3 separate regions of the Homo sapiens genome follow, and regions 1 and 2 are each linked to region 3. Evidence: chromatin loops called from intact Hi-C (ENCODE). Cell type or tissue: sigmoid colon. All regions are shown on one strand.

Region 1 (8,000 bases), 610 kb before region 3:
GTCATTCTGTTAAGGAATTTGGGAATACATATGCATACTAATAAGAATTTATTTTGGCTTCTTCTTAATCCAGCATTTGGGAAGGGAGGAGAGGTAGAAGACACTGCAGAAATAAAAGACGTCACCCTTCATCTCCAGATAGGGCACCCTGGTGCTGGGCCCTCAGCTCCTGAGGATGCATTTGTCCAAGTTCTGTGAGGCTAAGGCTGAGGCCTGTGGATAAACTGGGGTTGGGCTGGCTGTTGGTCCTGGGGGAAGCTCAGTGAACGAGGTGCTAATTCAGGAGTGGCTCCCAGCATCCAGTCCATGGAATAGACTCAGTGGAGGGAGATCCCAAGACCTTATGAAACTGTCCAGGATCTTTCTTATTCCCCAGCCCACAAAGTCACTCTTCAGGCCACAGTGAGCCAAGGGAAACTCTAAGAAGTGTATCTAGCACACCCTGGGATTACAGACTGCACCCCTTCTTTAGTGAAGCAGGTTCAATGGTCCCTACCCTGGGATTCCATAGCTTCACCGGGCTCTGTCCTGTCATCAAACCAGAATACTTCACTGCAAAAAGCCAGTCTCCTCTCCTTTTCATACTCAGTGAATACAGAGAAGAGAGACTCACCATCATCCATTGCAAAGGCGTCTTTTCATTGGTTATAAAGGCCTAGGCCAAATCAGCCTTCTCTTCAGGCTGAGTGCCTCTCTACCTCAAACCCTCCTGGGAACTCTTCTGATCAGACACTGTGATTCCATTTAGCCAGTGAGGGTTGGGAGCCAACCATGTGCCCAGAAGTGTGCCAAGGGGTCTGGGGTTTATAGTCCAGTGAACAAACCAAGAGATACAGACAACAGGGTAAGGCTGGTTAGGGGTGTCAAGGAGAGCAGGCATGGCCTGCAGGGGAAGGCGAGTCCTGATTGGGAGTGGCAGGGAGCCCAAACTTTCTTCTTACTGGGGGTATTGAAGTTATATTCAAGGATGGAGTGCTGCCTTGATGTGCAGCCTAAAGCACAAGGCACAGTCATTCTCTACCACATCGAGACATGAAAGGGTGTGTGAAAATATCCCTAAGCACCTGCTGGGAGCTCTCTGGGAAATCATTTATCTGCCCTGCACTTCAGTGCCTTGGCTCTAAAACTGAAACAAAAAAAAGTATGTACAAAGAACCTTAAAAATGTTCATACCCTCCAGCCCAGTGATTCTACTTCAGGGAGTCTAGCTTAAGCACAAAAACAAGAATGTGGGGAAAGACTTAGGTACAAAGATGTTCATCACAGGGTTATTTAGCAGAATGAACACGAAGAAGAATCAAAATGCCCATTATTAAAATGGCTTTCACTCCCCAACCCCTTCTGGAATGATGGGATCACCTCTTTGGGAAGCCCTGGCTCAACTCTGAGGTAAGTAACCAGTACAGGAAGCCAGGTGCCACGTTAGTGACCCTAACTCAGTCCTTGTGGGCTTGTTCGAGGAGCCAAGAAATCCACCATCTTTCACCTTTTCATGATCCAAGTGTGGATTATCTTCTGGGGATTTTCATGGTAAACGGTGACTGTAGATTGGTGTTCTCTTGGCCTCTCAAGATGTATGTGGTCCCCATCCTGCTCCATCTGTCAAGGTTGCTTGGGGGTTCCCAGAGCTGGAAAGGCTCTTAGCAAATGCACAGTCCAAACCCTTTGAGGAAAAGGGACTTGTCACATTGCTTGTTAATACAAAGCCATGGTGAGCATCCAGGCCACCTGTGCCCCAGCACAGTACTCAGGTTATGTTGGGGCAAATGTAATTAGAAAAATAAACCAGTAATTCTCAGAATTACCAATGACCCAGGTCTTGGCTCTTCATGGAATATCCATGTTTCTGACTTGAGAAAACTTCTTGATGGAGTATTGGGTTCACTCTAGAGCAGAGATTGATCCATCCTTCCTATATCCCTCATTCACATCATTCTAATGCTTTTCTGGTTTCTAAAAGCAGCTCCATTTCTACTCTGGTGCCAGCTTGGTCCTATCCCTGCCACTCCGTTCTGGTTGTCTCATGGGTGACTGAGGGTTAGGGGAGATAACCTAGCCCACTGCCCCCAACCCTTGGGAGAATTCAAAGGCTTGAGCCCAGGCTGTGGTTCTTCCTAAGCCTTTCTTCCTGGGAGCTCCCGCCAATAGTAGGCAAGCCCTCAGGTAAGCAAAGAGTAAGGCAGTTTCCCTGCTGTTCTCCCCTCCTTCTTCCCTTCCCCTTCCTCTTCCCTACTTGCCCTCCCCAGTTTCTACTCCACACCTCCTTTTACTCACCTCTTCCTTCCTCATTACTTTCCTTCTCATGACTCTTCCCTACCTCTATCCCTCACTCCCTGCTCCTGAGTTAGATCCCTTCTCTCCAAGGCCCACCCCATATACCTTGAGTTTCATCTTGGCCATGCCCCTCCCCCACCAGGCTTTCCAGAATTCCTGCAGGGAGAGGCTTGTCTTCAAGGATATGCAGCATGCCAGTTTGGCAGTTTCCCGGGGTGCACATGTGGAGGGTGCACACATGAGGACCAGCTGCCTCGGCTTCTGCAGTTATGCATGTGTGTAGAGAGGACACAGGGTCGTATGTTACAGATGTATCCAGCCGAGCCAATCCTGGGCTGCAGAGACACATCCACATGCAACATGTGCCTCCCTGTGGGTAACCGGGACAGGTGCACGGGATGTGTTAGCCACCAGGAGAGAAGAGAAGGACTGCAACATTGACATTCTTCCTGCCCCTGGATTTACCAGCTGGAGTACCAACAGGAATCTCAAAATTTCATTTCCTTTAGAAGGAAGGAAATGCCTCTTGGGGAGTCCAGTAAGGCAGAGGACGGTCCTACCTTTCTGGTAACTAGTTGTTTATAGTGAACCGAGAGGATAACCAAAGACGAGACCTTGGCCAGACCTGGGTGTTCTGACTGTGAGCTCACAGTCTGCTTTGAGTAGGGTCTCCGCTACCTACCACATGCCTTGGACAAGTCACTTTACTCTTTTGGGCCTCAGTTTCCTTATACATCAAATGAGGGTTGCTGAGAAGATCAAACAAGTGAAGAGTTGTAAAGATGCTGTGCAAACACTTGGCGCCACTGCACCCTTCACTGATTCTTGTAATAATCATGAAAAGTCAAAGTGCGTGTGTGTGCGTGCACGGGGCGCTCGTTATTCATAGGTCCCTTACCAGGATTCGAGAATCTGAACTGGGCCCCAGGACTGGGTGGGCGCGATCGCCCCAGCCCCCACTCCCAGCCTAGGGCCGGCGCGGTCGGGTTTTCCTCCAGCAGGCGGCGGGCTGACGGCTGCAGGGCGCGCTAGGCACGTGAGGTGGCAGCGCCGTCGCCAGCTGCAGAGGTGCAGCCCTGGCCGCCCGGCTCGCCTTCCGCAGGGGCTGCCCGTGCCGCTGGACCGCGGAGACCGCCCTCCCGGTTCCGGGGCTCGCGGCCTGCCCACCTCCCTCCGCGACTGCGGCCCCAGCCCACTCCCGCCCCACCGTGCGTCCCCGCGCCACCCCTGCCAGGACCGTGAATCCCTCTGGTTTCCGCGGCGGTGTTGGTCGTCTCGGAAGCGGGTGCGCTCGGCAGCGGGCAGGGCAGCGGGCGCAGAGGCTGCCTTCGGCTCCTGCAGCTCCGCGGTTCGCCACTGGGGGCTGCCGCGCCGGAGAGCTCGGCGGGGACGGTGCGCACGGCCGCCGGGTTCCTGGGCGCCTCTGGCCGCTGGGTTTTCTCCACTGCTGGCCCTGCGCTGTCTCCGCAGCCCGCCCGACTCCCTCCCAGATTGGAGCGTGTGATCCGTGTGTGTGTGTGTGTGCGTGTGTGTGTGTGTGTGTGTGTGGAGCGGAGAGAGAAACCGGGTACGCGCGTATGCGCGCGCGCGTGGGGGGCAGTGTGCATGCGGGGAGTACGGGGGAGTGTGTTTGTGTGTGCGTGTGGGTGTGAGTGCCTGGCTCCCTCTCGCTGAGACACACATACACTCACACATACACAACCCGGCAGGCTCGTCTGAACTTGAAGACACCCCACATTCCAAGATGCCCGAGGTTCCTGGGAATGCCTGGGGTTCTTCGATCCGGAAAATCCTACCGGCATCCTCCTAGGGAGGGATTATTATTATTATTTTTCTTTAATCTGGAAGAGAAGAGAACAAGTTGTGCTTTTCCCCCCTTCTTCTTGCTAAATGCCATGGATATAACTGAATAAGCGGCTCAGGGCTTTCCCCGCGTGGACGTCCGAGGCCACCATCTGCCTGCATTCGCCGGAGCCGCCGGAGGGTTTAGCTCGAGTCTGTCTCGGGCGGGGAAGGATGCGTGGCCGAGCCGGGGAGCCCGGGCGCCCCGCGGAGCCGGCCTCGGTGCCACCCAGCCGGGGGTAGATGCTGCCTCGCCCAGGTGAGTGGTCGCCGGCGCTGCGTCTTTGCGATCCCGGGTGTCCGCGGGAGCTCGGCGCGGGGCTGAACGCACCCGAGGGAACCGGGAACTTTGCATCCCTTTCTTTTTCTCTTGAAGACTCCCCGCATCCTAGGTGCTCATGCGGACACCCCCTTCTCTTTTCGCCCATCCTTATCGCGAGAGATTTCCTTTCCTTTCTTTAGTCTTTATTTCCTACAGTGGGGGTGAAACTCTGGCGGGGAGCGGGGAGAGCCGGGTCCATGTGAGACTGGAGAGCCGGATGGAGAGACGGGGAGCCACGGGTGGATGGAACCGTTGAAAACAGCAGGAGAACTTTGCCGCCAGACCACTCTGTTGCATCTCCGCACATGCAAGGCCTGGCTAGAGCCATTGCTGGGGGCTAGGTGGGGGCGCCGGGGACTCCCTGAGCTCTGTGGACTGGGTGGGGTGGGGTAAAGCCAAGTGCGGAAGGGTTGATGCAGAGCGGATGGGAGGAAGGAAGGCATGGTTGCAGTTTGTGGGGGCAGGTAGGGCAGGTTCAGGGACCCTATGCTGGCCTCAGGCAGAAAGCAGATCAGGGGGATTGTGTGTGTGTGCAGCTTGGGGCATCAGAATGGCATGATGAAGCAATATGGAAAGTGGCATTAGCCATGCCTGGGTTCCTAGGTCTCTGTCTCCCACCCAGCCCTGCCCTGGTTCTAAGGTTGGCCTGGGCAGGGAGGAGGGAGAGCAGTAGACCGTTCCGAGGTGGACAGTGCCTTACTTTGCACAGACCTTCTGAGGGAGGTGTCCTACTCGTCTTCCCATCAGCCCGGTACAAAGGACAGAGACAGAGAGTTCTAGGGAGATAGAGCCTCTGAAAACCAGAGCAGGAGGGAGAAGAGAGCCTGAGTGGAGACCGCAGAGGGACTGAGCCAGACTGTTGCCAAATGCACCCGGCGACAGCAGACAGCTGCAGACGGACAGACACCTGCAGGGACAGGGAACATGTCAGAGCCTGCACTCTTGAGTTGGAGTTACAGGCATGGCTATAGATGATGACCCCCTCCCCTGGCCACAATGGAGTGTGTGTGTGTGTGTGTGTGTGTACGCGTGTGTGTGTGTACGCATGTGTATGTTTCAGGGAGGTGGCAGCTGTGGCCTCCATGGCCTGATTGGCCTTCTAGTACTGGGGGAGGGGGAAGCTTCAGGAATTTGACCCCCTGCTGCTGGGGAGGAGCAAAGCTAGGGAGGAAACTGCCATTCCCTGGGCTGTGAAGTTCCCAGGGGCCAGGGCTAGAGGTTCTATGTGGGCTGTTATTCTTGTGTGGGGGCCGATTTGGAACTCAAGGTGGGGAGCAAGGGAACTAGGTCTTGGGGTTGTGCCCTGGTCTGGTCGCTGCCCTCTGGCAGGAGCTTTATATAGCCACACACAGCAGAGCCCTGAGGGTAGTGTCATTTCCTTGTGGGGTACATCAGAGGCTGAAGGGGGTCAGAGTCCTGTAGGGAGGATTCAGAAGCTCCAAAAGGCCTGCACTTGGAGCCGTCATCCTCCGCCGACCATGCCAGCTGCCTGGGCCCTTCTGCTGATGCTGGAATGTCATCTTTCCCTTCTGACTCTGGCTGGGAGTGCAGAGTTGCATCTCCCTCTGGCCTCCTCACATGCTTCTGCTCAGGCCCCCTGCCCAGCCCTCAATTTAGAGTTTCTGGTCTAATTCCTGACCAGGAATGTAATTATTTATCTTCCTGCCCTCATCCTGGGGATGCAAACAGCAAACTTGGCATTTCTGTTTCAGCCTCTGGAAGGTTGGCTCCCAGTTCCATCTCCTGTCTAGAAGAACTGGGTGCCTGCCTGCTGTGGGCTGGAGGCTGGGGTTCAGGGCTCCTTCTTCTGTGAAGTGCCAGTTCTTTGCTCAGGCCCAGAAACGTGAGAAGCTGGGGAGTCTGGCCTGAGAGAGGGTGAGCTGGGAGCTTCCAGGAGGTGAGGCTGAGGAGGAGAAGCAAGATAGATGGGAAGAAAATGCAGTCAGAGTGGGTGGGGCCACCGGGGAAACCAGGCAGCCTTCTGGCCAACTGAGTCCTTCTTTGACTGAAGGAGGAATTGCTCTTCTTATCTTTGCTTCAGCTCCAAAGGAAAAAAAAAAAACAGGGATTCTGGCCTCCAAGTGCCAGTTTGCCAAGCCTCTTCAGCCTGTGGGGTTGAGCAGGTTCTGCTCTCCTTTTTTGCAGGGTGGATGTATAGAGGCTTATAAGCTCCTGGCGTGGGGTCTGTCTACCCAGGGACAGTGGAGAAGTGAAATTGGAATTAATTGTTTTCAGAAACTCCCCTTTCCTAAGGTAGATATTAGCATCTAGGGAGTTCACAGTCTGATGGGGGAGGCTGCTAGACTGGAAGCAGAGACATATAGCAATAAACAACCTGGGATGGCCAAGTGGAATTGGACTCTGAACAAGAGCAACAACAATTTGAGTATTTTGTGATTTTCCTTTGGGTAGGGGTGGAGTTTTAGGGTCCAACTTATTGAAGGGATAGAGTTGTCATATAATGGAATGAAACCTCAACTTGGGTGGCCTGGGTTCAAATTCTGGCTCTGCCATATCTTGGTTAACAATGTGAGTCTTTGTGTTTTGACCTGGTAAAATAAAATAATAGCATGTACCCAATAGATGTATTATGACCTGATGTTTTCCTGGCAGTCCCCAAACCGCTTTTCAGATCTGGGAGAGTCTTCAGTGGAAACAGGGAGGGTTGGAAGGGAGAGAGAGTTCTTCAGAGACATGGAGGATAGTACAGCCAACTTCCCCCTGTCCAGGGAGCTGCCAGGAGGGTTTGATGCCATCAGACATAAGCTGATTGTTAAAAGGCTCCAGAAAGCCCTCCAGAAAACTTTGAGAATTGATGGTTGAGGAGCAAATTTCACCTCTGGGGCCCTGGCACCTGCTTCCCTCCCTTTCTCTTGTTTGTTTTGGATTTTTATGGCCATGCACATTTGCTCAGGAAGTGGGGCTCTGCATTTTACAAGTATCACCAGCCACCCTTTCCTGTCTGAGGTTTGAATGTAAAATACCCCCCCAACCGCCGCCAGCACCCAGTCTTCTCTTTTTGACTCTGTTGCCCACTCCCCCAAGGGTGACCTCAGAGGAATGTTGTGAGGCCCAGGTAAAGTGAATGGATACAGCTCTGTGGGGCCTGGGCAGGGGTTGTGATTGAACTGGGTCCTATCTGTGTAGTAGCGGGAGGGATACATCCAATTTGAGAGAGGGGCCTGGTTTTCTTACTGATGAGACAGGATGCTAATGGTCATCCCCCAGGGTTGTTGGAAGGGCACAGCAGCATGTGTGACTGCACTTTGTAAACTGGACAAGCCCTTTAGCACTCACAGCTATATTTGTGACCCTTTCTCTTTAAGACTGTCACTAAAATGTCAAATATAATTATACTCAGGTATCAGGGCACTAAAGGTGGACTTTCACGGGTCAGTTTTATGTGGGACTGCAGTTAACCAGTGATTACAGGCCAGGCAGGTGGACACTGTGCCTTCTGAGAAAAGGGGTGTTAAGAACCTGCAGAAACAGGGCAGTTGTGGTTCACATAATTGGGTGGGACTGGTAACAGGAAGCTAGGAAGGGGCACATGGGCAGCATT
Region 2 (8,000 bases), 1.1 Mb before region 3:
ATATATATTACTTGGTAAGATGGGGCCAATTCCTTTTTTTTTCAGGGCCAGTTCTTAATACATTTTAAGGATTTGTGAACAGATGGGCTGCACTGCATTTGTGTTGATCATGATGTTCTATTCTAGACAACTAAGAATGTCAAAAAGCTTCCTATCTTATGACAACTCCAGTCCAGTGATGGCGGCTACTTGGAGCACTGGGTTAGAAAGAAATGTGAGGCTGCATCCCAGCTCTGTGGGAAAGTCGTGTATCATGTACCATAGGCCTGTTCTAAGACTTGCAAAAGTTAGGAATGCCTGCCATACTATATTTCCTAGGCAGAGTGAGATAAAAACAATAATGTCTCAAGAGACAGATTTCCCAAAGGAGCTTTTCTCTTATTCCATGTCAAATAGCACACTGATAGCAAGGGGGTGAATAAAAACAAAAAATAATAAGTGCAGTCCCAAATAATACTTAGCTCCTCTCCTAACTACTGCCTGAATGTGGGGTTCTTCAACAGTCCAGGATGGCATTTGGTCCCTGAAAGGGTGTGGCTTCCTTAGTGGTGGTGGTGGGTAGCTTACAGCTAACCCACTACAAGCCTGATCTGGATGACAAACTGAGTGGGGAGATGTCCTAGCCCCTTTGAATTCTGTCCTTAAAGCTTATGTGGCTTCCAGTGGTTTTACTTTGGGACCCTACCAGTTTTTTCTGTTGTTTTATGTAGAGAGACAAAAAGCAAGCAAGCACAGTTTCTAAATAAGTAGAGGCTTTTAGCAGGGAATTTTCAGGTGGTATGCTTTCTTCCCTGTTAGAGATATGCAGCTTATCTCTTGGAAGTGGCACAGAGACTTCACCTACCTTGCTTAAAAATATTGACAATAGGCATCATCTGCTAATCTCATGGGTTTCCTAGGAAAAGGAAAGATTGCTACGTGGCAGAGTCTGGGTTTCTCAGCCTCTATTTAGTGGATTTTCTTGAAGGTCTCCCATAACAGTGTGGAAAGGGCAATATGACATTTGTCATCCTTGCTCTAGACTAATTCTATAAAAATGTGCTTACTCTTTTAATTATTGGGATGTTGGGGGAATGTGATGACTTTTCTTTGGCTATCATTTTGGGATGATGAAAGTTTGAATCCTTTGTGTTCAGATTACAAAGAAAAGGGCTTCGCACAAGCCAACTTATGAAAACTTACAGAAGAGTTTAGAGGCAATGAAGTCTCATTGTCTGAAGAATGGAGTCACTGACCTCTCCATGCCCAGGCAAGGAAATCCATGGTCCTAAATGGAGATTTAATTGATTGGTGGGGTTTACTATCTTACCCAAAGACAAACAACTTAAAAGCTTAACCCAAAATATAGATTTAAAGGTGGACAAAAGTCAAAATTTTGTAAAACCACCAGTGAACCAGTTGTCTGGCTTTAGACTAAGGCACAGCCATTTTCTAGCTTGAGTTGAATGAATCAGGACAATTACCTTGAAATATACATCTGCCTCAGCCTGCTTAGCAGAGAGCGACCATTGTCATTCAGCTACATTTGTTGAATTCTCAGCACCCTCTGCTTGAAGCTTGGCCTTTATTCCTAAAGCAATGTAAGCTAAAGAATCAAGACTGAGCAATGGTGGTTTTCCTCTTGGACCACTTCCCATCTCCCAAACCTATTACTTTGCGTCAAGAAAGTTGTAAATTATCATTCCCTTTTATACTGCACACTTGTTTTGGTCAGTATGGGTAATAGCCAGAGGATCTGTCCCTGATGTAACTTCTTAGACTTTAGCTATTGGGAATTTAGGGAATGACATTGAGGGTTCAGTAGTCCCTTTGCTTTCTTTTCAGGAAATGGGCCTCACCTCTTTTCTTCCTGTCACCCTGGTAGTTTTGAGTCAATGCTGAGCATACATGCAGTTTTATCTTGCGCCCCACATTACTTTGCATATGGCCTCAAATGTCCCTTATTTTACACTGGTCTTTGATATATTTATGGTGTACATACATATCAGAAACTTTTTTTTTAATCACAATTCCTTATGGACTTAATTATCACATTATGACATGAAATTACCAATTTTAGGTCTCTTTTTTCCCTAGGCGTGTTGAGGATCACTAGAGTAACATCTTGGAAGGTGCCAAGTAGTAGAGTTTTATGGACTGAGTTTATTCTTACCAGGGTGTTGCAAAGACCTTACTCCTGGATTGCAACTATCTTACCATTTCCCAGCATTCCCTCTTGACTTTCTTTTTTGCAGATCCTGTACCTCATTCCTCTTCTCCTTACTTTCGTTAACATTCTGTTACCATAAGTGCATTTTTAAAATACCAACCTTTCACCATCCATCCACAGCCAATTTTAGTCAGTAGTCATAGAGGGATAATGAGTCTCTAATGTCATGACAGTTACACATTTCTAAATGTAGCATGAAATAGTTGGAAAGTAGTATCTTATTAGGCAAACAGAAGTGATAGTTTTTGGATGTTAGAGCTGTCTAGGAATGGTCTTCGGTGACTCACAACAAGAATTGACTTCCAAACTCCTACCATGGTTGCCCATAAGGGTGTCAGACTAGATTATTTGTTTTTATGCTTTGAGTGGATATAGCTTAAAAGAGAGGAGCAGTTTCCTAGATACTTTCGTTACCATCAATGGAGATATTTTGTCTTTTTCAGGATTGGATGTGGTCTTGATCGTCTGCAATGGGAAAATGTATCTGCGATGATCGAGGAGGTATTTGAGGCAACAGACATCAAAATTACTGTGTACACACTCTGAACCAGTGAACATTTTGGATGTTTCCGTGTTCTCCTGTGTCATCTCTACTGGGCCATAGGACCGGGCAAACCTACCTTAAAATAGGCAGAGGAAAGTTTCATGAGAAGTAGTGTGTTTAACAAGACAGACTTTGGTTGCTGTATTCAAGTATTTGGATTATGACTGTGGAGGAGGGCTTGCTTAAGATATGTGGTTGTGTTTTTTTGTGGAAAAGTAAGGAGTTAGGTGGCTTGATAATAGGCAGGGAAACCAGATTGTCGGGACTATGACCTTTTTCTCCAGTATGCTACCTGATTTGTTTGGCTGGCCACTAGGTGGCAGCATTGGTTCTACTTCTCTGCTTTTTAAGAGAAATTTCAGGAAGGATGATCATTCCAGTTAGTTTGGCATTTTTTGTCGTTTGTGCACATAACTTGGTGTTATCCTTATGTCATCAGATTCCTCCTAGGGGAGAGTTTTTGTTTTAATTACAAAATTAAATTCTACATTGTTACCAAGAAATTTGTGGTGATAAAAATGGAAAAATAAAAATTTGGGGAGTTAGTGAGGTTCTGTGCTTATGTCTATTTGTTCTGGACATGGGTAATGGAGGGTTCACCTGCAACTTAATTTCAAACAGTCAGACAAAGGGTCCAAGCGGGAGGAGAAGCAAAGTGAGAAATAAGAGATAAAAATAGACAAGTCAAAAGGCAGGTTTTTAGAATCTCCTCATGGTGAACTTTTTCTCTCTTTTGTCCACTGCATGGTTTCTGTGATTGAACCTGCCTGAATTTAATCATGAAAACAAGTGAAATAATGTATGTTAAATGCCTGGCAGAGTACTTAGCACAGACTAGTGACCCAATAAATCAGTGATTGTCAAAAATCCTTATGAGTCTTCTTTAAAAAAATAAAGGCCACTTCCTCTCAAAAAATTCTCATACCTGTCATCTCAGCACTTTGAGAGGCTGAGACTGGAGGATGACTTGAGCCCAGGAGTTTGAGACAAACCTGGTTAACATAGCGAGACCCTGTCTCTACAAAAAAAAAAGAAATTAAAAATTAGCTGGGCCTGGTGGTGCAGGCCTGTAGTTCCAGCTACTCTAGAGGTTGAGGCGGGAGGATGGCTTGAGCCTGGGAGGTTGAAGTTGCATTGAGCTGTGATTGTGCCACTGCACTCCAGTGTGGGCAACAGAGCAAGACCCTATCTCAATTAAAAAAAAAAATTTGGTGGTGGAGTGGGATGGCCACTTTTGTGTTTTTAACCTCCATAGAAGATTTGGATGTGCAGCCAGCTGGGGTCTAAATATTAGTCCTCTTTTCTTCCGAAGCTGCAAAGACCAGTCGTCTATTGTGGTCATGGTAGGAAAATAAAGTTCATGGATTTAGCCAATGGTTCAGTATCAGAGCTATTCGGGAAACTAGACATTTTCTTGTTTTCCCTTACAGTGGTGTTGAGAGTTAAAACAGCCAGACTTGCTATTGATTTTCTCCCTAGAGTGACTTTGGGTCTGTCACAGGACTTGCTGCTTTCCCAAGTATAAAAGAACAACTGTATTTTAGAAGGGGCTGGTTAAAACACCAGGAAAGTACTGGTTAAATATAATCTTTGTACTTTAGACTGTGTTCTTATCACATATCAGCCTGATAAGAGGCAACAGTTTCAAAAAAGTATTTCACTTTTGTATTTCTAGGTGGAACAGACAAGTTCTTCATGTTGTTGGGGTAGGGGCAGTGGAGGGTCAAGTTCATTATCAAACTTTTAGATTGAGGCTTTTCTTGAAGCATTGCTTTTGTCCACATAAAGTTGAAGGGAAAAAGGAAGGAGAGATTATCTAAATACACAAAATTGAAAGTGAGAGTGGGGGATAAGAAACTTAAAGAAACTTAAAATATTTTGCTTAACTCTGCAATTACAGATGCTCCTCAACTTAGGTCTATGTCTGGGTAACCCCATCTTAAGTTGAGTTCAGTTGAAGGGTGTACTGAATGTGTATGGCTTTTGCACCGTTGTAAAGTCCAAAAATTGCAAGACAAACCATTGTAAATTGAGTACCATCTGTAAACCTTAACACAAGTCAAAACATGGATTTTCTAGGCTTCCTTTACTTTTAAAGAGATTATGGTTATTATTATTATTTTTTTCTTGGCGTTTGAGCCTTGATTCTTTAGACAAAACCTAGTCTCATTCAGGATTGGCTGTAAGTGGAATTCTGGGACTTAGCAGGAATGTGATAAAGCACTTTGTCATTTGCCGATAGTAGTCTTGGGTCAAATTCCGACGACTTATCACACTTGAAGCCTGAGGAAAGGAGGCATGCCCTGGTAATCAGAGTGAACACATTATTCCTGGAAACCTAGTTAGAGTTTGGCAAACACCCGGAAATTCACCTGTGAATTTTTGCTTCCACATAGGACTCAAACAAACCTTTAAAAAAAAAAAAAGAGAGACTTGACATCATCCTGCCATTACCATCAAACACCATGTATTGAATACTTTTAAATGATTGTATATCTGAACATTAAACTACTACTTTTCACCCGCTCCTCTCTAATAAAGAAGCTAGTTGCTTATTAACTGGCATTTGGGATGTGGCTACCTTAGATTTCTCATGCTTTTTGTTCCACCTTCTGCCCTATTACTTGCCTTCAGAGAAGGGAAAGGCCCTCACTTGATTGTCGTAAGAAGTCTGTATGGGAGAGTTATTCTGCATTGTCTAGGCAAGTCTTGGTTTAACCATGGCTTGGTTCATAGCCTGGAGTGTCCCTGTGTCTGGACTAGCTCGCTTGTCTGTGGCAACTTCCAGATGTTCAAGTTTCTTAAAAATCTGGCCACGGGAAAAACACACCACTTCTTTTATTAATGTTGCTGTTTTTCTTTTTTTAAAAAAATACCCAACTTAACATAAAATGCATATTTCAGAAATCTAAACCTCGGGTCTGAGGCTGTTTGTGTTAAGCAGCCCCCTTGGGTGAGCAATTAGGACCTTCAGTCCCATAGTTGACTGGAGCCCATGTATGGTTGCATTTCTCTCCTTGCAGGTCACTTTCGTCCTTCCCGAGAGCAGCATTAGAGAGAGAGTCACAGCCTAAATAAACTACAGCATGAGAAGTATATTTCAAGTCCTCTAAGGGCCTTGTCCAGTATGATTGGTTGGTGTCAAATGTTGTCCAGCTCCAAATGGTATTAGGAAGACAGGCATGTCCCAGATGGCTGTACATGTCATTGCTGTCTCTTGGTGGCAGCAGGAATACCTTGGTAAAACAAACAAAGAAAATGTGTTACTGAGAGCTCTGCTGGCCCCGAACAATGACTAGTTTCTTTTTGAACTAAGGTTTCTGTGTGCCCTTCCCAACAAGTCCCTGGATTTCTCCTCCATAGTTTCCTTTGCAGGATTGGGTAAATTTACCAGGATTGACTAAACCAGAAGCCAGTCTTTCGTTCATGTTTTGATGTGGTTTACACAGAAAAAGCCCCAGAAGAGATCTGGTTTAACTCTGGTCTTTTGACTAAATATAGGATTAAATACTATTTTGTCATTAAAAAAAAAAAAAAGAAAGATGAAATAAGTATGTAAAATAAGACACTTTATTTAACAAATGCTCATTTCTCAAGATTATTTTAATTAAGCAGGGTTGTTCTTTTGGGCTTTTAGATTACACTCTTATCTCATGCCAGTTTTTTTTTTTTTAACTTGATATATCTTAACCTTTCCCTTCACAAACATGAGCAATTCAAATAGAAGACAGGGAAGCATGTTAATGGGTCCAGATAATACAGTTATATTTGAAATCACTGAAAAAAAAAAAAAAAAAAAAAAGCTCTAAGGACTTGCTAGTTAGGCACCTGGGCCCTTGACTCTGAAAGATGTCTGAAAGGAAAATATACTGGGGTTAAATTTTAAGCTGCCGGTTAGTCTGTAGAATCTATGTTGGGTTTATAATTACAGTGATAGTACATACACTAACAAAATCTTCAAGGAATTCTAAAAGTTAAATTTTATATTCTCAGAGGGCACCCTCAGAAATCTGTTTTGACTACTGTTCACCACTATAAAGTGTCTTATTTTATGTGAGCAGAGTACCACACAGTATACCCTATCATAGGCTCACTGACTTCAGTGACTGGGTCCTGCTTTTTAAAAGAAATGGCTGAAAGTTGTATCTTCATGGGTTGGCAAATGCTCAGCTTGAGAATGATCAGGTGCCCATGTGCATGTCTAATAGAAAACACCTGCCAACATCAAGCTCTGGAACATTGATATTTCCTAAACGTGTCTATGAAGCGACATCTTCTCTTAAGGGTGTTAGGAGTGAGAGAGACCAAAAGTAAATTATCTTCATGGAAGCTTGTTGTTTTCATGTTTTAGTAATATGTGAGTTGTTGCAGGATTAAAGTTGGGTAAGAGTGTCGTGAGTACCCCTCCTCTATTACTGGAAGATTTTGATCAGTAACTGGGGCCTTGCAAAGGGGGCTTCGTCATAGCATTTCTGTAGGCGCAAACTCAATCAGACTAAATGTAAAAAAGATAGTAAAGGATCCTTTAGCCCTCTTTCCTGAGGGTAATTAGCCTGTTTCTGTTAGAGTTTAATTTACCCTCAGCAAGAGGCCAAATTGGCCTTAATTGTGTCCTAATTATTTGCTTAAATAGCTAATCTTTCTCCTATCACCTCTTGATATCTGTAAGAGGTTACTTCTGAGCTGCTGCCTACTTTACAAATGTCTTTTTAACTCTTTAAATGTTCCTGCATGGACTAGCTTGTTGCTATATTATCCCCATTCCTGCATTCGACATCCTCCATGAATTCTACTGAGGTCTTCTCAACATAAGGAAAATGTTCCCGTATTGTATTTTCACACAGCAATTGTTGGTCTCCTTCAAAGTGTAGCCATTTGTTTGAAAACATGAAAGCAGGTCTGGCTTAAAACAAGTTAAATACCAGTCCATTTGGGGAATTTCAAAATTACCATAAGTGAAAAAATTGTCCCTGAAGGACTAAAAAACATTCATTAGAGAAAAATGGAATGGTAAGATTGCCAGTGGATATGGGAGTGAGGCATCTAGAAGATGTCTGGAATTAGTAATCCCTGACATGTACACAGGGGCATACTCAGAGGATTTCAGTATCTTCTCTGCTGTGGTTCAGTAGCAGGTGCTTGCACCATCTAAATCTTACCAAAGAACGTCATCTTGCCTCATGAAAGTTTTAGGATTCCTGTCAACCTTGAGTATTCTAAGTTAGGGGAAAGTTACTTTGATACAAA
Region 3 (8,000 bases):
ATATTTCACAGAATCACAGTTGGCTTCTATAGTTATTCAAGTTGGGCTTCTGAAAGGCTTAAGAGAAGCAAATGGTAAAGGTCAATGAGGTTACTGGACTTCTGCTATGTTAAAAAATATTTTATATCAGGATAGGCTAGATTGTACTGTAGTAACACAACCCCCAAATTTTGGTGGCTCAAAGGTTTATTTCTTTCTCATGCTTCATGTCCATAAGGGGTTGGCCTGAGTGTTCTGCTCATTACCACTCAGGCTGGTGAAGCATCCACCTGAACTTGCCAGGTCATAATGCCCATAAAGAACACTCTGGAGAGCCTCCCACCAAAAACTAAATCCTCTATCCCAAATAGACATTTTTTCCGGTCATTTCTGCTCATCATTTTGGACTTCATGAGTTATATGAGCCAAACCAACCAGGAACCAGGAAATAGGTGTTTTTTTTTAATATGTGCCTGGAGTGAAGAAGGTGAATATTGGTGAACAGCATTATTAAAGACCACAACTGGCATCCTATAAAAGTGAAGCCCAGATCCAGACTTTCTCTTCTTTTGCTTTGTCTACTTCAATTCGCCCAGAGAGCCCTGCATCTGTGTTAGTGTCTGTAGCTGGCAACAGCAATGTGAGGCTAGAGACAGCAATATATGCTGTGTTCTGGAAACATTATGCTTGTTTAGGAAATGCTATGGTTGTACCTAGATGGTATAGGTCTAGAACTGGTGCTATGACATCCATAGGTTCTATCTACCATTTATTTGGAAGACTACCCTTAGGAAAAGTGGAACAGATGAGACTCAAGGTTGGAATTTAACAGTGAAAGTGCTAAAATAATTCCATCCCCTCCAGTGGAAGACATCCCAGGATGCTGCCATTGGAGAAGGGCCCCCTCTTCCAAGGCTTCCTGGTGCCAGGTACATAGGGAGTATTAAGTCAAGCTCATGGCAGGAAAGAGAATGCAACTCATATGGTTCAAAGGAAGAGGACTTAATGGAAGGATTTTCAGAGGTGTGGGCAGGATTAAGAGAATCAACCAGGTTGTTGAGGCACCCAAGGCTAGCATCTGTAGGAACCTGGTAATCCCTTGAATCATAAGAGGAAATAGGGTTATCTTAGCTCATCAGAGCTAGAACTGAGGAATAGGGGCTGCTGAACAGATCTATGCTTATTCAAGTTCAGAGCCACTGCCAGAAATGTGGCCCAAAGCAGGAAGGAAGCTGGAAGAAATAGTTCATCTTCTTTTCCCACCTGTCAATCTCCTATCAGTGTCTCTTACTGGCTGAACCTGTTGAGAGAAAAGCCAGCTAGGAAGGGGGTTCCAGGATGCACTTCGCAGGCACCAGCTTCCTGGGCAGAGAGGTGCAGGAAATGATCTGAGAAAGATGAGGAGTGGGGCTAGGGCTAGGGGAGTAAGCAGACTCAACACAGTGAGACTGTCCCTAGCTTAGGTTGAGCAAAATAAGAAAATTACAGTGACTTTTGGCCTTTAATTTATCTAGGATTTTAATTTCCCCAAGGGAAGGGAGATTTTATTTTCTCCATGGCAACAAATAAAGGGTTCATTACTGGAGCTTAAATATCTGAGAGAATTTAATAAAGGGAGAAGATTCATATGGTTTGTTTGGGACATTTTTCACACTGAGTATTCTATGTGTGCTACTTTAGGTACCCACTGTTCTAGTGAACCAGGTTTATCCATGGCAGGCAACAATTTGAGTTAAGAAATAAAATTGAGGGGTCAATATCTGACTATGAGCTTGGGCCAAATGTGTTGGTTTATCCATTTCAGAAGCTTCTAGACTAGAGCCAACAGAAGAACTGCCCATTTCTCTGGGCTCAGGAATTTATAAAAGTCAGTGGTACTAGGAAGCAGCCTTAAGTGTTTACCTTGAAGGGAGGAACTTGCCCAAGTGAAGGAGCAGGTCTCATTCCTGGTTGACTATAGCCTTGAGTGAGGACAATAAACCTGAGCTCACAGTTCTGATAAAACACAAAGCAAGTAAATGTTGATGAGGAAACACTTCCACCACTCCCACCAACCAACCCTCTCCATCTTAATTTCTACTCAACACACAAGGAAGACCTGTTGCATCTAAAGATATTGCTGAGATGTTGGTTGGGTCTCATTTACTAGTTGATGAAGGACTAGGCCTATAAGAGGGTCCTGATTCAGCGCACTCATTCTGTCAACTGGAATGAGAGCTCTAGGAAGTTTTTCATGATCTTTATTATTTGAGTGTCTTCATCAAATTCCTTCCTGCTTGCAGTTTGAAGCTCAGCTCTCTTTAGCTAAGTATCTTGGTTTCTAATCCATGGCCTTTGAGTGTGGAGGGTAGGTAGCAATCTGTGCCAAAACCTCAAACCCCAGCCTTGTGTTTAATTCAGAGCTCTGTATTGAAGGTTACATGTCACTGACTGCTGTGGTTTGAATATATCCCTCAAAGTTCATGTGTTGGAAACTTAATCACCAATGCAACAGTGTTGGGAGGTGGGGTATAAACAGAGGTGACTAGGTCCTCAGGGCTTTTCCCTCATGAATAAACTAATTCCATTATCAGAGTGAGTTTCTGATAAAATGATGAGTTCTGCCCTCTTCTCTTCCTCTCTTTCCATGTGATGCCTTCTGGCATGGTATGTAACAAGGAGACCCTCATCAAATGCAAACCCTCAATCTTGGACTTCCCAGCCTCTAGAACTATAAGAAATGAGTTTCTTTTCCTAGTTACCTAATCCATAGTATTCTTTTATGGCAATACAAAATGGACTAAGACACTGATCTGTCAAGTAATAAAGAGACACTTTGAGTTCTGACTTCATTTTTTATAAATGTCTCTTTGGGGAGCAGAAGACTAGACATCCACTATTCTTTACCCAGTGAAAAGAAAAACTTTTTCTTTTGGTAAGAGCACTTTCCTTTTGAAAAACTCTATTCTGACTTTAATCATGCAGTTTGAGTGAGATTGTCAATCACACTCTATAGGGTGGGCAAGTGGCCCAAGATAAGCCAATCAGAGCAACAGTAATGATTGGCCCTGCTTTGAGCATATGCTCATCTTTTGCCAGTGTCAGTCCTTGTTAAACTGAATTCTGGTTGTAAAGAGCCTTTACCTTTCCTGTAGTGAAGTTGGTAAGAGATGAGCATAAAGCAGCCAGGACCCCATCTCCCACCAGAGAGAGTCAGTCTTTCACAAGAAAGAAAGAATTTGACATTCAAAGCAATAGAAAAATCGGTGAGAATGTTCCAGAAAATATAACTGTCACTCATCCAGTCTTTCCCAGCTGTACCCATGCCCTCCCTGAGGCCAAAAACATTTCCTTTTTGTCTAGGGTAGACTTAATTGGATTTCTGTCACAAGCAACAGAGTCCTGACTGATTTAGTAGAGAAGATGTGTGGTGGTTCTGGGTCCCTGGCCATCATACAACCTCTGACCTAAATCCTTCACAGTACAGATTAGGTAAAGGAATGCCACAAAGTCAACGGTGATCAAATCTCCATAAATAGGTCAGGTGATGCTTCCCAAAGAAGCAATACCTATTAAAGGCATAGGTTTTCAGAACCCAAAAAGCATCATGGGAGAATTTAAGGAGCTTCAAGTAACAGACTAGTAAAAGTAAGGAAATTCTGCAGCAGGAAAATGTCTCACAAGCCATGTTACGGCATTTCAACTTTATCTCACAGGCGATGGGGAGCCACAGGGTTTACCGTCTAAGACCCTTAACCTCTCTATTCCATCAAAACAACTAATAGGTCTTAGACTGGCACTTCTTGTTTTCAGTGGTAGAAGTAGAGATTAGAAGTTAAAAATAACTGGAAGCAGAATCTGAGCTCATTGCCTTGTCCTTAGAAGTCTGAGGCAAGGGAGGATGGGACAGTGCTATTCCTTGGTGATCTTGAACCAAGTTACTGCCTCCCTGACCACCAACCCTACCCCTTACTCCCCACCCCCATCTTCTTATCTGTGACAGTGGCATTTCCCATTCAGCCCTTAAAAAAAAAAAAAAAAAAAAAAAAAAATTGGTTCATTGAGAAACCTTTGCTGACTCATGTACTAACCAACACTTCCACCTAGTGGGAACCTTTGGAAATCATCTCACAGGATCAACACCCCTCTTCCCCGCCACCCACTGCACAGCTTCTATAAAAGACAGAAATGTCCCATTCTCTGCTTGGTCTCTCAGTGACTGTCTCTTTGACCCCAGTCTTCCACTGCCATGCACATGAACATAGTTCCCTACATGGGAATAAGGCTTTGTAACCTGCAAGCAGTGCTCACATATCAGCCTCTGTGGCCTTCATCTAAAACAGTACATCCGTGCTTCCTGGCTCTGTTCGTCATCTTGGTATAAACATAGGATGGCAATAGTGTCCAAACATGGCATTCCTCTGGATCTTTCACTGTCTATTTTGAGTGGCCTTCAGCCCCCTCATATTCCTCCCTAGTGATTTTAGAAATTGTCAGTGCCAGTTGACAACTCCAGTCATCTGGGTGACTGTAATGTATGCCATGTTTATTTTTTTATCAACTATATGTTCACTCACTGGAATGATGTGTTCTTTTGGCATTCATCTCTAAATATTACAGCTCCTTGCTTAATGAGATACCAAAGCCCATGTAAGATACTGGGGACATTGTTATCTATGCTGAAAAGGCCACCATCACCAGATGTCCTCTAGTGTCTGAGCTACTAGTGTCATTGTCAAGGGTATTGGCTATTACCATTACCAGGACATCATCCCCACCCCCTGCCCCTACCGTCTCCCCTCACTATCAGCAGTTGTCATCAACTGGCTCTCTTACATATTCAATGTTCTATGAAGACAAAAGTTTTCTGCTCTACAGTCCAAAGGCTGATGAAATATTTCTATTGGAGAAAATCATCCCTACTTCTAATTCTACTTATTTCTATACCCCAACTTCTATCCACTTTTTTCAAACCTAGGGTCAGAAGAACAATATTTCTATTGCAACTTTGGATGAAGTTCCACCAAAGTGAGTTGTGCTTCTTCTCTTTTCCAGTGCTTAATTCTGAGACATGGCCAGGTTTGAGGCTGGGTAGGAGAAAAACAACTAGAGAGCCAAGTCTCACTGCTTTGTTCCTCACTTTGAGAAAAGGGCAGATGATTCAGGATCCTCTGATCTGGACTCCAGGCATCATTCTTGATGGATTTCTAGACCCAGGAATTGCCTTGGACATCATCCACTTGCTGTATGCTATGTTCAGCCTGGAACAGAACTGAGGGAGGAGGATGGGAGGGGAAGGAAGAGTGGGCAGAAGGGAGAAAGAGATAGAAACAAAAAGAATACAGTGAAAACTCCATGAAAAAGTAGAAAGTGTCCATATTTTTCAGGTCACTTGGTGGACATGACTTCCTGTCTTTCGTGTAATATGGAATCAAAATTATTGAAATAGACTGATTTGGTCTCCTTTTAATTGTCAGGAGTGAAAGAGTAAAGGGATGTGTTTGTTTTGCTTTGGGTCTATTTTTGGTCATGAATTTTGCAAGATTGCCAAAGATTATGTTTATTCTCTTGTTGGCTGAAGATTTCACCCTGTTTTTCTGAGAGGCTGGGCTTGTCTTTTCCACCCATCTCCTGGGAAAGAACGTAAAAAAAGAGGGAGTTGAATGGCTTCTGCAGAGGCAAGACTTGAGCTGGCCTGAGAGGAGGCAATGGCTCGGGTCCACAGAGAAGAAGGCCTGGATTTCAGTTCTCTACTTGCATCATGGTGCCTGTGTTAAACATTGCTAAGTTGCAGACTTCATGCACCCAGCACAGGCCCTAGCACAGAGTAGGCATGCAATAAGAGCTTGCTGAGTAGAACTGAACAGAGAATGTCAAGGTTATGGGGAGATACCTAGAGGGTTAATCTGGATCTTCTATGCAAAACTCTAGGAACAATGAAGGAGGAAGCTATTTAGTAGTTGAAAAGAAATAGCAGAAACTGGAAAGTGCAAATTCAAAAATAAGTCCTGCAGAGACATTTAGAATAAGTCTAAAATCTTAGTATCAGAAATTGAGAATTTGAGGAAATCTAGTTGAACCTGCTATTATAACCAATAAAGTGGCCGCATCTTGATCCTGCCACCAGTTTTTGGGCAACATCAGGCAAGGTTTTCTATCTCCCTCAGGTGGCCTGATTTGCATTGCCCAGGATCCTGTAAGAGGAAGGGAGGTGTCCCCTGTGGCAATGAATGGAGGGGAAGCATTGACTGTGACAGGAACAGGGCATAAGAATAACATGTTCTCATTGCAGCATTTGGGAAATACAAGGAACCAGAATAAAACTGTGTCCCCAGAGTCTGGTGGAAATAGGGTTTCTTCATTTACCAATGGACTAATACTTTTTTGAGACAAGGTCTTACTCTGTTGCCCAGGCTGGAGTGCAATGGCATGATTGCAGCTCACTGAAGCCTGACCTCCATGGCTTAAGTGATCCTCCACCTCAGCTTCCCTAGTAGCTGGGACCATAGGCATGCACCACCATGCCTAATTTTTTCGTTTGCAGAGACGGGGTCTTGCAATGTTGCCCAGGCAGCTCTCAAATTCCTGGGCTCAAGCAATCTACCTGCCTCAGCCTCCCAAAGTACTGGGATTATGAGCATGAGCCACAGCACCCAGCTTACCAATGAATTATTGAGTGGTATGTGCCAAACTCAATACTGACCACAGAAGATAGATAGATGAGGAAAATGTAGTCACCATTCTGAGAAAATTCATAATCACTCAATTGACTCATACTTCTTTTCTCTAGAATATCCAACTCCAGCCTCCCTTTTACTACAAGTTCCTGTCTCCCATTCCTTCTGCTACACCCACTCATTGATTCCTTGACCCACCCCTACCACCACCCATCTCCCAGCTCCCAGCTTACTCAGCCTCCTTACCTCCCTACCTTCATATTTTCCTATGAATCCATGGCCAGCTATATTCTTAACAACTTCCTCATATCCCCGATGCCCTTGATCTTTCCACCTTGTCAAGTCCCAGTTTAAATGCAACCCATGCTTTTCATCCATTCCTTAAATATTCTTTAAATACCTGCCATGGGCCCCAGCCACTCTTCTAGATGCTAAGGATACATTAGTGAGGAATAAAATTCCTTCTGGGGCCTGTGTAGAAAATTTTCATATAAACAATAAATATATAGTAAAAAAATGCAATAAAATGTCATAAAAGCTATGAAAACAAAGCAGAGTAATAAGAGGGGTCAGGGAAGAACTCTTTGACCTGAATGAAGTAAAAGAGTGAGCCAGGAGAATATCTTGAATAAGAAAACTCCAAGGGCCAGGCGGCCTGTAATCCCAGCACTCTGGGAAGCCGAGTCGGGCAGATCACGAGGTCAGGAGATCGAGACCATCCTGGCTAACACAGGGAAACCCCATCCCTACTAAAAATACAAAAAAATAGCCGGGCGTGGTGGTGGGTGCCTGTAGTCCCAGCTACTCGGGAGGCTGAGGCAGGAGAATGGCATGAACCCAGGAGGCGGAGCTTGCAGTGAGCTGAGCTCACGCCACTGCACTCCAGCCTGGGTGACAGAGAGAGACTCCATCTCAAAACAACTCCAGGAGGAGAAGCCCTGAGGTAGGAAGACAGTGTGGCTGTGTGAACTAACCGAGAGGAGGAGTGGTAGGAAGTGGAAAGCTGGGAATGGGTGCACATAGGGCCTCATGAGCTGTATTTGAATTCTAAGTGTAATGGGAAGCCATTGGAGAGGGAATATTTCAGCAGGAGTGATGTGATCACTAGAGAAAAGAGCCTCCAATGCAGGTGCTGTTGCAGAAATCCTGGGGAGAAGTGGGGGTTCATGCGAGGAGGGTGGCAGTGATGAGAAGGGCTCAGGTGCAGGACACGGACTGTAGGTAGAACCCACAGAATCTGTGAAAGAACCGGGCATGAGTTACAGGGAATCATGAGACAAATCCAGAGTGACTCCAAAGTGAAGAGTGTTGCCATCTTAAGAGATGGGGGATTAAAGGAGTAGGTTGGCAGAGTGACAAGGAAAT

Evidence for each region. Hi-C counts contacts between places; a loop is a spot of excess contacts. Peaks named below come from ENCODE experiments on the same cell type or tissue, not always from the same donor. Only the 100,000 strongest peaks of a DNase experiment are listed, where the experiment ranks them.
Region 1: it touches region 3 in a loop (4-fold over the local background); 15 of 110 quality-filtered maps call a loop at or near these places.
Region 2: a loop joins it to region 3, with 3 times the contacts of the local background. A loop is called at or near these places in 5 of 110 quality-filtered maps.

The regions. Positions count from the first base shown.
Region 1 is chr6:40,583,316-40,591,315 of GRCh38, reverse strand. It overlaps LRFN2 (leucine rich repeat and fibronectin type III domain containing 2), which reads left to right and starts at 3,952. Exons shown (of 3, transcript NM_020737.3): 1 at 3,952-4,375. RefSeq lists silencers at 3,520-3,589, 3,680-3,779. In sigmoid colon, a CTCF peak has its summit at 3,625; a DNase peak (open chromatin) is centred at 3,685; H3K4me3 peaks cover 1,796 bases; H3K27me3 peaks cover 6,571 bases.
Region 2 is chr6:41,062,090-41,070,089 of GRCh38, reverse strand. APOBEC2 (apolipoprotein B mRNA editing enzyme catalytic subunit 2) reads right to left here. Exons shown (of 3, transcript NM_006789.4): 3 at 5,199-5,989. It overlaps OARD1 (O-acyl-ADP-ribose deacylase 1), which reads left to right. Exons shown (of 6, transcript NM_001329686.2): 4 at 1-14; 5 at 1,137-1,249; 6 at 2,653-5,318. The coding sequence ends at 2,755. Among named protein-coding and RNA genes, the nearest start is that of OARD1, 6.3 kb to the left of the region's middle. In sigmoid colon, a CTCF peak has its summit at 3,060 (motif pointing right); a DNase peak (open chromatin) is centred at 3,079; H3K27ac peaks cover 1,706 bases.
Region 3 is chr6:39,977,322-39,985,321 of GRCh38, reverse strand. It overlaps LOC102723789 (a long non-coding RNA gene), which reads right to left. Exons shown (of 6, transcript XR_001744112.1): 6 at 4,981-5,230. Among named protein-coding and RNA genes, the nearest start is that of MOCS1, 47 kb to the right of the region's middle. In sigmoid colon, a CTCF peak has its summit at 4,083 (motif pointing left); DNase peaks (open chromatin) are centred at 4,111 and 5,661; H3K27ac peaks cover 328 bases.